2 separate regions of the Mus musculus genome follow, and region 2 is linked to region 1. A link is a loop called in an ENCODE intact Hi-C map of the cell type or tissue named here. Cell type or tissue: heart. All regions are shown on one strand. Links, peaks and the distances in the headings refer to the core of each region. The heading gives the core; the rest is flanking DNA.

Region 1 (8,802 bases), core at 2,097-7,096:
TGCTGATGCTCTGTTCTGCCCCTGGAAACCATAAAAAAAAACTCGCGGCACTGTGGGTTACCTTCTCTCCTTTGGGCCTGGGACAACCCCGGTGCACTGGAACAATAAATTCCTTTTGTTTTTACATTGATCTGGCTCCATGTGGTTCACTCAGGAGGTCGGCAGTAAGCTAAGGCTCCCCAGAGTCTTACACATGCTGCTGATGTGTTAAAATAGTGGCTCGAGTCTGAACACAGCACACTGGGCCCAAACAGTTCCACGTGTGAGAGATTTAGTGGGGGGCGGGGGGGGGGGGAGAGGGGAGGAAGGTGGCAGCAGAAAGAGAAGGGGGAAAGAGAGAGAGGGAGGGGCATTCCCCTTATTTATATGGACAATGATGTAACTCAGGTAAAGGTGGGAAGTGAGCCAAGTGGATTCTGGGAATATGGTGCCCGTTGTCTTGGTAAGAGGTCTGTGGGTTGTGCTGTTGCCTATGTGATGTCATAGGTTTGGGAGGTTCTGATGTCAACAGCTACTGTATCTGATCCTTAGCTGAAGATGTAGAAGTAGGTTCAGATAGTAGAAAAAAAAAGTGACCATGTCTTCCACTTGTAGAGAAATTAAAGAGATCTTATAACAGAGCACACACCAGTTCTCCTAATCCTAAACTGAGATGTGACTACACTGTACCCAAGGCTGAGAGATGGGCCCTTAAGCAGAACCTTTAGATCCCCTTAGGTCACATGCCACCACAGCGCATGTCAGCAGCTCTCCATCCATATGGCTCTAACTCCTTTCAGAAGTTGCAGGTCCCAGAGCTGTGGCTGGTGTGAACACAGCGGCCTAGACTGACCAAGTCTGCTTAGTCAACAGGTCCTCCAGCGAGGGAGCGAGGATTAAAAAGAGAAAAGACAGTTAGACAAACATTGTAGCATGACCCCAGTCAGTTCTGAGACTGAAGGCAGCTTTAATTTTTCCCAATCTGCTTTTATACCATTTTAGTTACATGCAGGTATTAGGGCTAGCAGCTCAATGAGGAATCAAGCAGGACGATAGTCAAGAAACAAGCAAGACAGTAAACACAAAGCCCCATGATCACTCCGGTGATAGCTGTTTCTAAGGATGATCAAGATATCAGAGCCTATGTCTTTGTTTTACCCTAAAACCAGATTTTTACTTCCTTGTCCTTGTCCTTGGCCAACGTCAGGTCCCTGCCTGAGCTTTCTTCTTTGTCATGCTCTAATGTCAGATTCCTGCCAAGTGGCACCCCACAAAGGCTCTCCACACTAGACCTGTGCAAATACACAGTGCTCCTTACTACTGCCCTGCCTTGACTCTTGAAGGCAACTTCACAGGGAAGTGGTTAGTCAAGTTTGGGAGAATTATGTGTTATTTAAAGTATTGGAAGCTGGAAGCCCAAGCAAGGATGGAGACTGACTTTGGGGCCCCGTTGTGTAAACAGAGCAGAGAACATGCCTAGAAGGTCAGTGTTCAGAGTCGGACACCAAGACAGGAAATGACATGTGCTGGGGATTAATGACCCCACCTTTGACCCAACAGGTGCTCTCTCTGCTTGTGTAAAATGTTCTCTGCTTTGCTGTAACTGTTTTAGCTTTTCTGAGCGTCTTAGTGTCCTAATCACTGTTCTATGGCTGTGACATCATGAGCAAGACAACTCTGACAAAAGAAAGCAGCTGATTGGGGGTGTGCTAATGAAAGAAAATAAAACTCGAGACCTGTGATTCATGTAATTTATGTCAAATAGCCCAAAGAGTTGTTTGTGAGCTTTGAAACCTGGGGCTGAGAACACAGCAGAACAGGCCAGAACATGCCTGGGCAGGCCCGTTGCTGCTTGGCTATAAAGATAAAGAGAATGACATGCCAGACTGGCCCGGCGCCTCCCTATCTCCTGCCCTTCTGACCTAAGTTAAATGTTATCTGCATGTACAGTCTGCTGATGTTTAAATGGACCAATCATGTGAAAGCGCACCACTTCCTCCCCCAGCCCCAGACCCTTTTCTATAAAACCCCCTAGCTTCCAAGCCTCGTGGTCGAATCCACTGTCTCCTGTGCAAGATACGGTTCGACCCAGAGCTCCGCCATTAAACTAACTCATGTTTTTACATCAAGATGGTCTGTTGTTTGTTCATGATTCTTGGGTGCATGCCGAATTGGGAGTTGAGTGGGGGTTTACCCACTAGGTTCTTTCACTTACAGTTCCAGAGGGTTAGTCCATCATCACCTGTGACAGCTTGGAAGTGTGAATAATGTGGGAGTAGCTGAGAGCTACATCCTGAACTGAAGACAGGGGTGGGGGGTGGACAAAGAGGGATTAGGAGGGGGGGGTGAAGGAGAGAAGAAGGGGGAGGGAGAAAGTGAGGCAGAGGGAAAGAGAAAGGGGGAGGCAGGAGGGGAGAGAGTGAGGGAGAGGGAGAGGGAGAGGGGAAGGCAGAGGGAGGGGGAGAGGGAGAAGGGGGCAGAGGGAGAGGGATAGTGGGAGGGAGAGGGGGAGAGAGGGAGGGGAAGAGGGAGAGGGAAGGAGAAAGGGGAAAGAGGGAGGGGGAAAGGGAGAGGGGAAGGGGGAGGGGAGAGGGAGGGGGTTGGGGGAGGGAGAGGGAGGGGGTTGGGGGAGGGAGAGGGAGGGGTTGGGGGAGCTTTTGAAACCTCAAACAAGGAAAACACCTATAGTCAAATAAGGCTACACCCCCTAATCCTTGTAACCCTTCCAAACATTTACACTTCTGTGACTAAGCTTTCAAATACATGAGCCTATGGGACCATTCTTATTCAAACCACCACACTGAGAAATGGGTTGTATCAAGTGTCCTCTTCCATTCTCATATTTCATGTCACTTCAAGGTCATTTGGGGTGGCATCGAGGGTTGAGTCAGGGTTTCTCTGTATAACCCTGGTTGTCTTAGAATTTGCTCTATTGACCAGGCTGGCCTTGAACTCACAAAGATCTGCTTGCCTCTGCCTCTGGAGTGCTGGGATTAAAGGCATGTGTCCTGATACAGGGTTCTTAAGGGTATATTGACTAAAGTCCCTGCAAATGGGCTTTTCAAAGCTCTGGCCTGTCTCTGAGGGTGCTCCTGCTCCTTTCCCACCTGTCACCTCAGCCCCTGCATAGGGTCTGAGAGTGCTCCCTGGCTGGAAGAGAGGGACTTTTCTACCTAACAGGACTTCCCACTGGTCAAGCCTTGGCTCGGGTCTGTTTCCCCCTCAAAGCCCTCCCTGCTCTACCATCAATCTCCATCTCCTCCCCCTTCCCCACCTCTCCCTTACTCCCCCCCTCTTCCTCACCTTTCCCTTCCTCCCCTCCCTCTCCCCTTCTTCCTCCCCCTTTCTCCCCTCTTCCTCCTCCTTCATTTCCTTCCCTTCCCCTTCCTTCCCCCTCCCTTCCCTCCCCCTCCCCCTTTCTTCCTGCTTCCCTGGGGCCTATCCCATTGCTCTGTTGGTCTGAATACTTGTCTGCTTGGACACTGCTGCATCCTGGAGAACCAGCTGGATTCTGTTGCCTGTGGGCTCTTCCTTCTGCACCCAACCTTTAGTTGTTCAAGAGACCTTGAGGGAATAACCGACCTGCAGATGTTTTTAGACTCTTCTTGACTTTTTGCCTCTTTTATTTGTTTAAACTTGTCCCATTATATATTTTTCGATAGACAGAAAGCATAGAGTATGATTAACACCCATATATCCCAATTATCTAAATGATCTATCATTGCTAAGTAATTACAATATTTATTTTATTCTTTTTTACCCAGATATTTCAAAGTAAACTCCAGAAGCAATACTATTTCAACCCTAAATGTGCACATATGCATCTCTAAAAATAAAAACATTTTCTCACAAACTTATAATAATCATGATCACATTAAAATAAATAATAATTCCCAAATACCACCGATTCGTCTCAGGAGGTCTTTTGTAACTGGCTTATTCAAACCAAATCCAACATGTGGACCACACACTGCGTTTAGCTGTTACACCCCTATCTTCTCTTCCTTCTTTTCCCATGAGACAGGTTTACTGAAGAAATCAGGCCAAATGTGTTTCTGCTTAATGTCCTTACATCTCTAAGCTGGAGCTGACTTCGAGAGAATCACAGTGGGCAGCCCTATACTTTCAGGAACCCTCCCCTTCATTTTCCTCCCTTCCTTCCCATTGAATGCAAATTCAAATTCAAAGACTATAGCTTACCTACCCTGTCTCCCACAGTCTTCTTGCTGGTTCCTCTTTTTCTTCTTGTACAGTGAGCCTCCCAACGTAACAGGACCTACATAGTGTCCTTTATAGCCGATGGCCTCAGTCCTAAAGTTCCAGTGTCCTTAACACATGCTTGTTTAGGGTTGGGAAGCCTCGGGATGTAGGGTTGTGACGCTTAATTATGAACAATAGCCTTTGTTGTTTCCAAAATGAAGCTTTTACAAACTCAATAAACCTAAATTCACTGCAGAAAAACAACCTGCTTTCCAAGTGACATCCTGCTCACTCTGACCCTGCCTGTCTCCAGGCAGACAAATCACAATGATGGTTGCTTCTGCCAGAGTGAGTGGTGATGGTTGGGGCCATGTCAAAGAATTTTCCATTGCTTTTAGTGAGAAATGAGTGCTTTGGGCCACAGTCTGCCCCAAGTCAGTAGGGAATTGTATTGACTGAGATGCCCAAGCCAATTGGCCAGGAAGAAGAGCACCATCCACTTTTTATTCCCTAGACGTGGTAAGCAGCATGGTAGGCTGGACAAGGAAAATGGAAGGATTTGGTGGTGGGGGTGGTGGTGGTGGTGGTGGTGGTGGGGTTCTAAACAGCCGCACTTGGATCAGAGATGCTGGGCTAAGGTCAGGCCAGAAAATGTAAAAACTCTAGGCGTAAAAAGAGCTGGGATCACAACAGCATGGGGTGTGGCTGAAAAAAATGATACGTTTTTCCAGCTGGAAACGAATAGCTAACTGTTGGTTTTGGCTCGCCGTTTGTCCTTGCTATTTTCTCTCTACAAGAAAAGTCTCCCTGGTAGCTGCATTTCTAGCAGCGGAGAGAATCATTTTTTATCCTTCTGGAATACGGTAAAATGCTTGCTAGACAATGAAGAGCAGGGGGGGGGGGAACAACTGTATGCCTTTACATCTCAGTTGATTGGGTCAGCACAACCCTTCCACATTCTGATGGCTCCTCTTCACTCTGTGTCCTGTTTATCCTTTCTGCCACAGTGGCGGGTGCTTCCCACCTCTTTCCTTTCCAATTTTCATTTCACTGACAAAGTCAGAATGTTACTTAGTTTTGAAATAGTCAACGTGGAAGTTTACCAGATAATTTTCTTCAGAAGTTTGCTAAAGGATGGATATGAGCCTTTCTTATTTTGAAATAGCCCAGGAAGGGTGTGTGGGTGTGGGTGTGGGTGTGTTTATTGGGAGGTGGAGAGGGCTGCTGCTGACCAATCAGGATCTGCCTTTGCGATGCATCAACATGGGATCCCCAGAGTGAAGACAGAGACCTGAGAGGAGAAGCTTCCCTGCTTCCTTCTCCAGATCTGAGTGGAGTCTTGGACACTCTGGCAAATAAGTTGGCTGCCATGTTGTTGGTGGCTGGGATGGAAAATGGCTGCCTGCTGAGAATGGCTAGGTCTTGTTTTGTGATAATTACTTACATTTGAGGGTGCTCCTGATGGAGGGTTCTAGGTCATTCGTGCACATAGGGGTACCTGCCATCTTTAGAGTCTCTTGTAAGGCTGGATGTTTCTTCCCTATATAAAGCCAGTGGATAAAGGCCTATAGCATTCCACCTAGGGTCGAATTCATCTGTACTCTGATGCCCACCAAATCTTGGTTTGAGCAATTCTGGGGACTAGGAGTTAAGATCCCCTTGTTAAAGGAAAACAAGTAATTATTTAATGGTAAGTTCTGGGTTTACTCATAGGAGAAACCACAATCAGAGAAAATTCATAATCATAAAGTTGGCACATATACTGAAGGAAAGAAAACAGTTTTTCTAGGTGGGAAATTTTTATCTACTTGATGAGAAAATAAAACCACTAGACAGGAACTTCCTCCCATTCTCGCCACAATCTTACCTGTGGAAGCAATCATCATTTCCTCCCTCCTTCCCATCACTGCTGAAGTGATTTCTTCTCACTGTCAACTAGTTTCAAGGCATTGGGTTTCTCTTGCAGCCTTATAGACAGCTGGGTTGGAGATTCCATCTCTCTCCTGCTTCACTTGCTCCTGCTTTAAACAACCCACGGTTTCCTCCCATCCTTATAATACTGTGCTCTGAGCCAGAGAGACAGCACATTTGATGAAATGCCTGTAAGCAAGAAGCCCTTAGTGATATCTCCACAGCCTTATGTAAGAGCATGGGTGTCAGTGGTCTCAGTATGTGCCTGTAATCCCGTGCTGGGGAAGCAGGGATGGGGACACGGAGCTTGTCTTCAATACTTTGTGGCTTCTTCTTTTTCCCATCCTTGATAGCCCCTAGTTTCACCCCCTAACACTAGATAAGAGAGAAACAAGGATAGAGGGAGGGTAGATAGATAGATAGATAGATACCCCTGAATCTAATTTCTTTCCTTTTGTTTGTCTAATTACAGTTTCTTCTTTGAGCACAGCTACTATCAAAACTGGACCAACCTCCCCCCCCCAAGTGATCAATTATCACCGACCGACCCCCGCCTATCAGAGCTCTAGCATTTATATATCCTCTGAAAATTTCCCAGAATTCCAAATGTCAGACAATTGGGAGTTGGCCACACCGTGCCTCTGCTAGAGCTTGAGACAATCGCAGTCAGCTGCTGAGGACAGCCTCATAGCTCTGCACCTGGGATCAAACAAAAACACATTCTTATAATATTTCTGTGGTTTTAAAGAAATCAAAATTTCAAGGTGTCAGAAACGTCACTCTAGGGATGCTTGAGACTCTCTGGATGGTCGATGTAGCCTACTCGGGGAGTTCCTGGCCAGTGAGGAACCCTGTCTCAAAAATAAATAAATAAATAAATAAATAAATAAATAAATAAATAAATAAATAAAATAAATCGTGGGTAGTTCTTGAGGAATGACAGATCTGAGACTTACCTGTAGTGTTTGTTATGCATATTCACCTGTATGCTCACACATGCGTGTCTCTCTCTCTCTCTCTCTCTCTCTCTCTCTCTCTCTCTCTCTCTCTCTCACACACACACACACACACACACACACACACATGCACGCGCGCAAGTGCACACGCATGTGCACACACACAGAGCCCTCCCTTGCTTCTCTATCCTCTTGACTCTGGCTCATTTTGCCTGTTTTGGTTACATCCAGTTTATTGAGACAAATATCTTCGCTCACTCTCACTAATTCCTTACCCTGAAATTCCTCTCTCTGACATCCTGGAACTCTGCCTTCTATGCCAACATTCCTCCGACATTGATCCTGCTAAATATTACTAAGAAACTTCCTTTTAATGTTTGTTTTTATTGTGTTTTTCCTATTTTTCTTTTATTGCAAGTAGATTTTATTTTACTACAGTGTGCTCTGATAACAGTTTCCTCTCACAATTCCTCTGAGGCCCCCACCACCTCCCCTCTCATCAGAATTCACATCCTTCCTGTCTCTGATTAGAAAATAAACAGGCATTCTAGAGAATAATAATGAAATAAAGTAAAATAAAATAAGATAAAAACAAAACCAGGCAAACTGGGAAGGACAGAAAAAAATCCAAAGAAGAAAACATAAGAAACACATCTAGACACTCATATATACACACATATAAATACATATATAAAAATGTATAGATACACGTATATATACACATATATAGACACATATAAATACTCAGAGACACACATATCCACATTCACGGGAATCTCGCAAAAACTAAAACCAGATGTTATAAAATTTGCAAAGGGCCTGTAAGGTTAAAATAATGCCCTGACAAAATATTATGACACATGGGTCTCCAAAGATGCCATTGAGTTCATTTTGTGTTGCCTATCTACTGGTGGGCATGGGGCCAGCTCTTAAGATTGCTTTGTGTCCTGGCTGGAGAGATGGCTCAGCTGTTAAGAACTCTTACTGCTTTTCCAAAGGTCCTGAATTCAGTTCCCAGGAAGCACATGGTGGCTCATAACCATCTGTAATGGGATCCGATGCCTTCTTCTGGTGTGTCTGAAAACAGCTACAGTGTACTCATATACACAATACAAATAATTTTAAAAAGATTGGGTAGTATCCTAGTAAGTGGTTTGCATCTCTATTGCAGAAAACTAAGTTTTCACTTGCAAATGGTCATCAGTTGAAGACAGCTTCTGGGTTGAGGATGGGGGCTTGCGTCCACTTCTCCTCACAACACTGCGACCCCATTTGGTGCAGACCAGTGTATGCTGCCACAGTCTCTGTGAGTTCGTGTGTTTGTCAACCCTACTGTGTTTAGAAGGCTTTGTTTCCTTGATCTCCTCTGGCTCTTACATCTTTTCTGCCTCCTCTTCCACAAAGATCCTGGAGACCTGAGCAAAGGTGTTTGATAGAGCTACTTAGAACACATTCAGAAAAGAGTGCTTCAAGATCTCTCACTCTCTGCCCATCGCCTGGCCGAGGAGCTCAGTATTTGTTTCCATCTACCGCAAGAGGAAGCTTCTCCCAGAAGGCTTCGTGCGGTACTCATCTATGAGTACGGCAGAGTGTCATTAGGAACCATTTTATGGCTACCTTCCTTTAGCAGGACAGTAGTATTTGTTTTTTCTCCTCAGTCCCTGGGTTAGTTTCAGAGTCTTGGCCACTTGAGCAGTAGCAGGGATAGATTCCATCTCAAGAAATGGGTCCTAAATCCAATCAGATGTTAGGTGGT
Region 2 (5,000 bases), core at 1-5,000, 100 kb before region 1:
ACTGTACCTCCTCTGTCACAATTTGGAAGGCTGCTGTTTTATAGAAGTGAGGTCAGGGATGGTCACTTAAGTTCCCCAGAAACAAACCAGGGGACAAATACAGGTCCAGTGACTGAAGGGCTACTCCAGGTGGAACTGGGAAGGGAGCGGGGAAGCATGGAGGGACGGGAAGACCCCTGAGCAGGTCGATCCCTGGAGGACTCTGAAACTGCTCCTTGGAGCTTGTCCACGGTAGGCAATGGACAGACTGCTCTGCCATTGCTGAGACCATGCCCACAGGGTATGCAAGCTCCAGCCACAGCTTTTCAACTCTGCCGTAGTGAACAAGAGCGCCTGGCGGGCTGCCAGACTCAACCGAGCGCCTTCACGCAGGGCTTTTTCAGATAAGTTTACCAAACTTTGTCCTCCGTTCTGGAATGGCCTGTTCTGCAGTTTTTAAGGCAGACCATAGTTGCTGGGAGCAAGAGTGTTGAGATAACCCATTTATAAGTCTCAGACTGGCTGCCTATTCACCTATGGCTTAATAATTTCCTAGGCCTTGTTTATCTAAATCTGTAAAGTGGGGAAATAGAATCACACACACACACACGCACGCACGCACGCACGCACGCACGCACGCACGCACACGCACACGCACACGCACTCACTCGTGACTGAGAGATGAAAGCCAGTGCTGACAGCGCTGAGCTGGGTTCAGCAAGTCCTCTGTGAACAACAGCAACCTTTTTTCCCCCCATCTCAAGTAGGGTGAGTGTCTGAAAGGTTGTACCAGGTCTGCTTACCTTCCAACGCCCCAGCTCTTTCTAAGTATGGCTTTGCACCGTTTTTAGCTTCGGGGTGGGTCTCTGACTAAAAAGGGCTGAACACAGGAAGGCGTGGGCTGGCCAGTTATTACTGAGAACACATTTTCCTGCTCCCCCACCCTGTTGGTGCCACTTTCCCTGACAGCATCCAAGTAGAGATAGGATTGTTCAGGTTGGAGGGACCCAGAACCTTGGAGGAGGCCAGCAGTCTTGGAAGAGGTGTGTGTGTGTGTGTGTTATATGTATGACTACAATTAGGAGAGGGAGGCTTGTGTGGTGTATGGCTGTAATTGGGAGATGTCTATGTGACTCTAATTTCCCTGAAAGAGGAAGTGGACTAGTTCTCAGCTCCTGGCCATCAGTAGTGACTGAAGATTCCCTGACTAGGGTGTATTCTGTGGTCCCTGCTGCTAGCTCCACTTCCCCCAGCTCTTATAGATGGCCTTGTTGGCTTCGGCATGGGCCCTGACATCAAAACCTTCCTGGTTGCTTCCCTAGGGAGGAGGCTGGGTTTGCTGGACCCAGAGACAGGTTCAGTGGTGAAAGCTGTCTAGATGAATCCAGTCTCACAACTCGCTTGTCCCCGACCCCCCTTCTCCTTCCCCCGCTCCCCTAGGCTGGTTGCCTTTCTTTCTCAGGAGTCTTGGTCTGATTGGTCAGTTTTGCCTGATGTCTCTGTTCCATTTTTCTGTTGCTCTCAGCCCCCTTCAGACTTCACCCAGAGCAAAGAAACATTCCCAAATGGTCCCTCATCTCCCTTGGTCTACTTATCTCTCAAATGCTGGAATGTCCTTCTCAGAGTCAATAAAATGGAGAACTCAGAACATCTTCCACTCTCCTGTGGTGACAACCCTACCCAAACACCCACACTGAGCCCTTTGTATGGGAGAACACGTATGCAGTTTGTGGGAGAATCTTTATATATTCCTTTAAGAAAAAGCAAGCAGTAGGAGGCTGAACAATCCTCAGTAAGAGAACCATTTCCCTCTAGGGAAGCAGGATGATAATCCTTTTGAACAGGAAGGACTTTTATCCATGTACACAGTGCAGTCAATCAGCTGGGAGACTACATCAGAAGGCAAGCTGGGCTTGTAGTAGTGTGGGACTTAACCAAATATTCCAAAGAGAGGGTTTTGTATAAAGCTCACTATAGATTTGAAGGGGTGAGATTCACTCCTTGACTAGGTTGTAGGTGTGATCCACCATGTTTAGATTAGACTTTAGTAGCCACGACCTTTCCTTACCTAACTAGCCAACTTAGCTTTATGGCGAGGCAAACATGGACATACAGCAGCACAGGCACTGACAAGCCACAAGGTGGCGCAGTACCTCTATATTTGGTCCCTGAGCACAAGGGACCATGGACTGGGATGAAGATGCTGGGATTCCAGAATTTATGTAGTAAGTATGCAAACTGTCGGCTACTGTCATGTCTTCTGTTATTGAGGCCAACACTGTGTACCAGTTTATTCTAGCTCCTAGTCCATTATGCTAAAAGAGCATTTAACAAGTCATAAAACCCTCATAAAATATCATCTATACTAAGACCCATGCTAACCAACACCAGTACTGATAAATGCTGAAACGCCATACATGACGACACTCAAGACGGTGGTGACCGCAGACAGAAAAGACAGCAGCTTCTTTCTCAGATTTATTTAAAGGGTTAGAGATGATATAGTAAGACATTTATGGCAGGGTCAACATAAACATGATCGCTTTGGTTATACTTCGCACATGCAACTTACTACAGAGGTAACACAGGTACAAGCTTCCATGTGAAACTGCACGGGTGGTGGTGGTGGTGGTGGTGGTGGTGGTGGTGGTGGCAGGAAAGGAGAGAGAACTGTGCGCACGTGGAGTACAGCTAAGAGCAAAGGTGTAAGAAGCCATGCCTAATGCCTACTGCCGCGCCAGGCTAGCAAAGTGCATTTGCTTTAAAGTCTATCACACACAAGCATTAAGGCTACAGAGCTTCCAACCCCTCCAACATCCCTTTCTTTCTGGCACGTCACATTGTCCTGCTTACGTAGCAGCACTTGCAGTCTGCAGCAACCAGACTAAGCGAGCAATCACAGGACTAAGAATTCCTACCCAACCAGCCTGGTACATTTCCATCCCAACCCTCCCTCACCAGCATTGACAACTGGTTAAGTAAAAGGAAAACAACAACAACAACAACAACAACAACAACAAAACCAAAACTGACCAGTTTGTGGGAGCTTACAGGTGGCAAAAAGCCCTAAGAGTTAGACCGAGTAACATCTGGAGCCTGCCATCACCTTTTCCTCGTTAACTGAGTGAGCATATGCTAATCTGCATGTGACAGGAAAACAAACTTTTGTCTATGAACTACTTATACCGTTTGCCATTTGATGGCTGTGTTCTAACTCATCGAAAGGCACATTTGAAAAATGCAATCTTACCTGGGCAAAGTAACCTACCAGCAGTACCTATAGCCGAAAGCTAGCCCAAGAGGTTATTTTTAATAATTGACCTTTACTTTTTATTTACTTTTTTTTTTGCAGCTTATTGATTCTACTTATCTCATTAAAAACTTTACTAGACAGAAGTTGTGTTAAAAACTTGCTTTTAAAAGAAACTCAGGGACATGAAACAGAAGAATGAACGTAATAGGCTAAAGTCTACTGGCTTGTTCTACTTGGTTAATATATGTCTATAACAATGAGGCATCCTATGATTACTAGGTCTAAATTTATGCCATAATTTACTAATTATGTGAGTAGAAAAAAAGAGACAGCTTTAAAAATAGTATGTGATGTCTAATTAGCAGTCCTACTTTTAACAGCTTTGATAGTGTCCCATGAAGTGGAAACGTAAGTGTTCTTTGGAAAGTCAGCTGTGTTGGATGTTTTGCTAAAGCAGACACGAGAAGGAACGTTTCGCTGAAGTGGACACGGGTGAAAGGATGCTTTGCTAATGCATGTGAACGGGCAGGTGATGGGTTCTTTGTTCACTACATGCCTCAAGTGTTGTTGAACTCCATCTGTTGGGCCTCCATAGAGAGAAACACTAAAAACTTCTGATGTGGTTCTGGTGGCTTGCAGCTTCCGCAGACGCGGGCTGATTGGCAGAGTGATGTCAGCTGATACAGACTCACACACAAGACCCGAGGTGAGCCCAGGCCCGAGGACACTTGATATTTGGAGGGAGTATATACAGGACTCAACGGATGGTGATGGCCTTACATATCTTCGTTTCACTGAGAGGCACAGCTGAGAACTTCGAGTTCTTCCTGCTTGACTTGTGCTGAGGCCGAGGCCTGGCCATTCCTGCTAGTTATGCCACTGCTGCTGCTATCCTGACACTACTACCGACCTGGACTGCTGGTGTAGCCTTGACATGTTTGCGAGTGGATGGAGCTGCCACTGCTGACCTGTCAACTGAACAGCTGATTTTCTGACAGTGCACACAGGAGTTGCTCCAAAGAACCATTTTTTAAACAGGTCCACTTCCCCCACATCCTTTCTTTTCCACTACCTCTGGTGGGTGGTGGGCTACAAGGGAGGCTAAAGCATTTAAGAACCATTATTACAATTAGGGTTGAGGAAAAAAAAAATCAAAAACTACAGTCCAGTAAATCCTTCTACCTCTTTAACCCTTTAAGTTCACAATAAGAACTACAGTCTCACCAGACAGTGGTGGCACAGCAGGCAGGCGGATCCAGGACAGCCAAGGCAACACGGAAAAATCCTGTCTTAAAAAACCAAAATACCACAAACAGAAAAACAAAACAAAACAAACCCAAACAAGCAAAAACAAACAAACAAAACCCCCCCGAAACCGTCCATCCTGGCCGAGCTGATGACCACAGCAGAACTGTGCAGAGATGGAATGATCTGAAGGCGGGAGAACGAGGGGGGCAGGGGCTGCACTTTTCCTACTTCTGCTTCTCTGTGCCCCCGAGTAGTGACTCATGCTTTTCAAAGGACTGAGATTTTATGTTTGAGTGAGGAAAAGATGGGAACGCTAGGTTTTGTAACGGCGACTCAGCATTAAACCTTCCTTTTTCTTTGAGTCCTCGAGAGGCAACTGCATGGGAAGCAGTGGACTAGCCCTGGCCACAAGCCAGGCTGCTCTCTGGTGCGCCTTACACTACATTTTTACACACGAAAGAATACGAGCCCACGGGCAGAACTAGCTTTATTAGACGGTTTTACAGAAAGACGCCAGATT

Evidence for each region. Peaks named below come from ENCODE experiments on the same cell type or tissue, not always from the same donor. Only the 100,000 strongest peaks of a DNase experiment are listed, where the experiment ranks them.
Region 2: a loop joins it to region 1, with 1.9 times the contacts of the local background. A loop is called at or near these places in 1 of 42 quality-filtered maps.

What each region holds. Positions count from the first base shown.
Region 1 is chr13:112,404,098-112,412,899 of GRCm38, reverse strand. It overlaps Gm33905 (a long non-coding RNA gene), which reads right to left and starts at 1,018. Exons shown (of 3, transcript XR_382923.3): 1 at 702-1,018. In heart, for the core only: no CTCF peak of the experiment used is centred there; DNase peaks (open chromatin) are centred at 4,609, 4,919 and 5,519.
Region 2 is chr13:112,506,792-112,511,791 of GRCm38, reverse strand. Il6st (interleukin 6 signal transducer) reads right to left here. Exons shown (of 17, transcript NM_010560.3): 17 at 4,932-5,000. Among named protein-coding and RNA genes, the nearest start is that of Il6st, 45 kb to the right of the region's middle. In heart, for the core only: a CTCF peak has its summit at 2,120 (motif pointing right); a DNase peak (open chromatin) is centred at 4,761.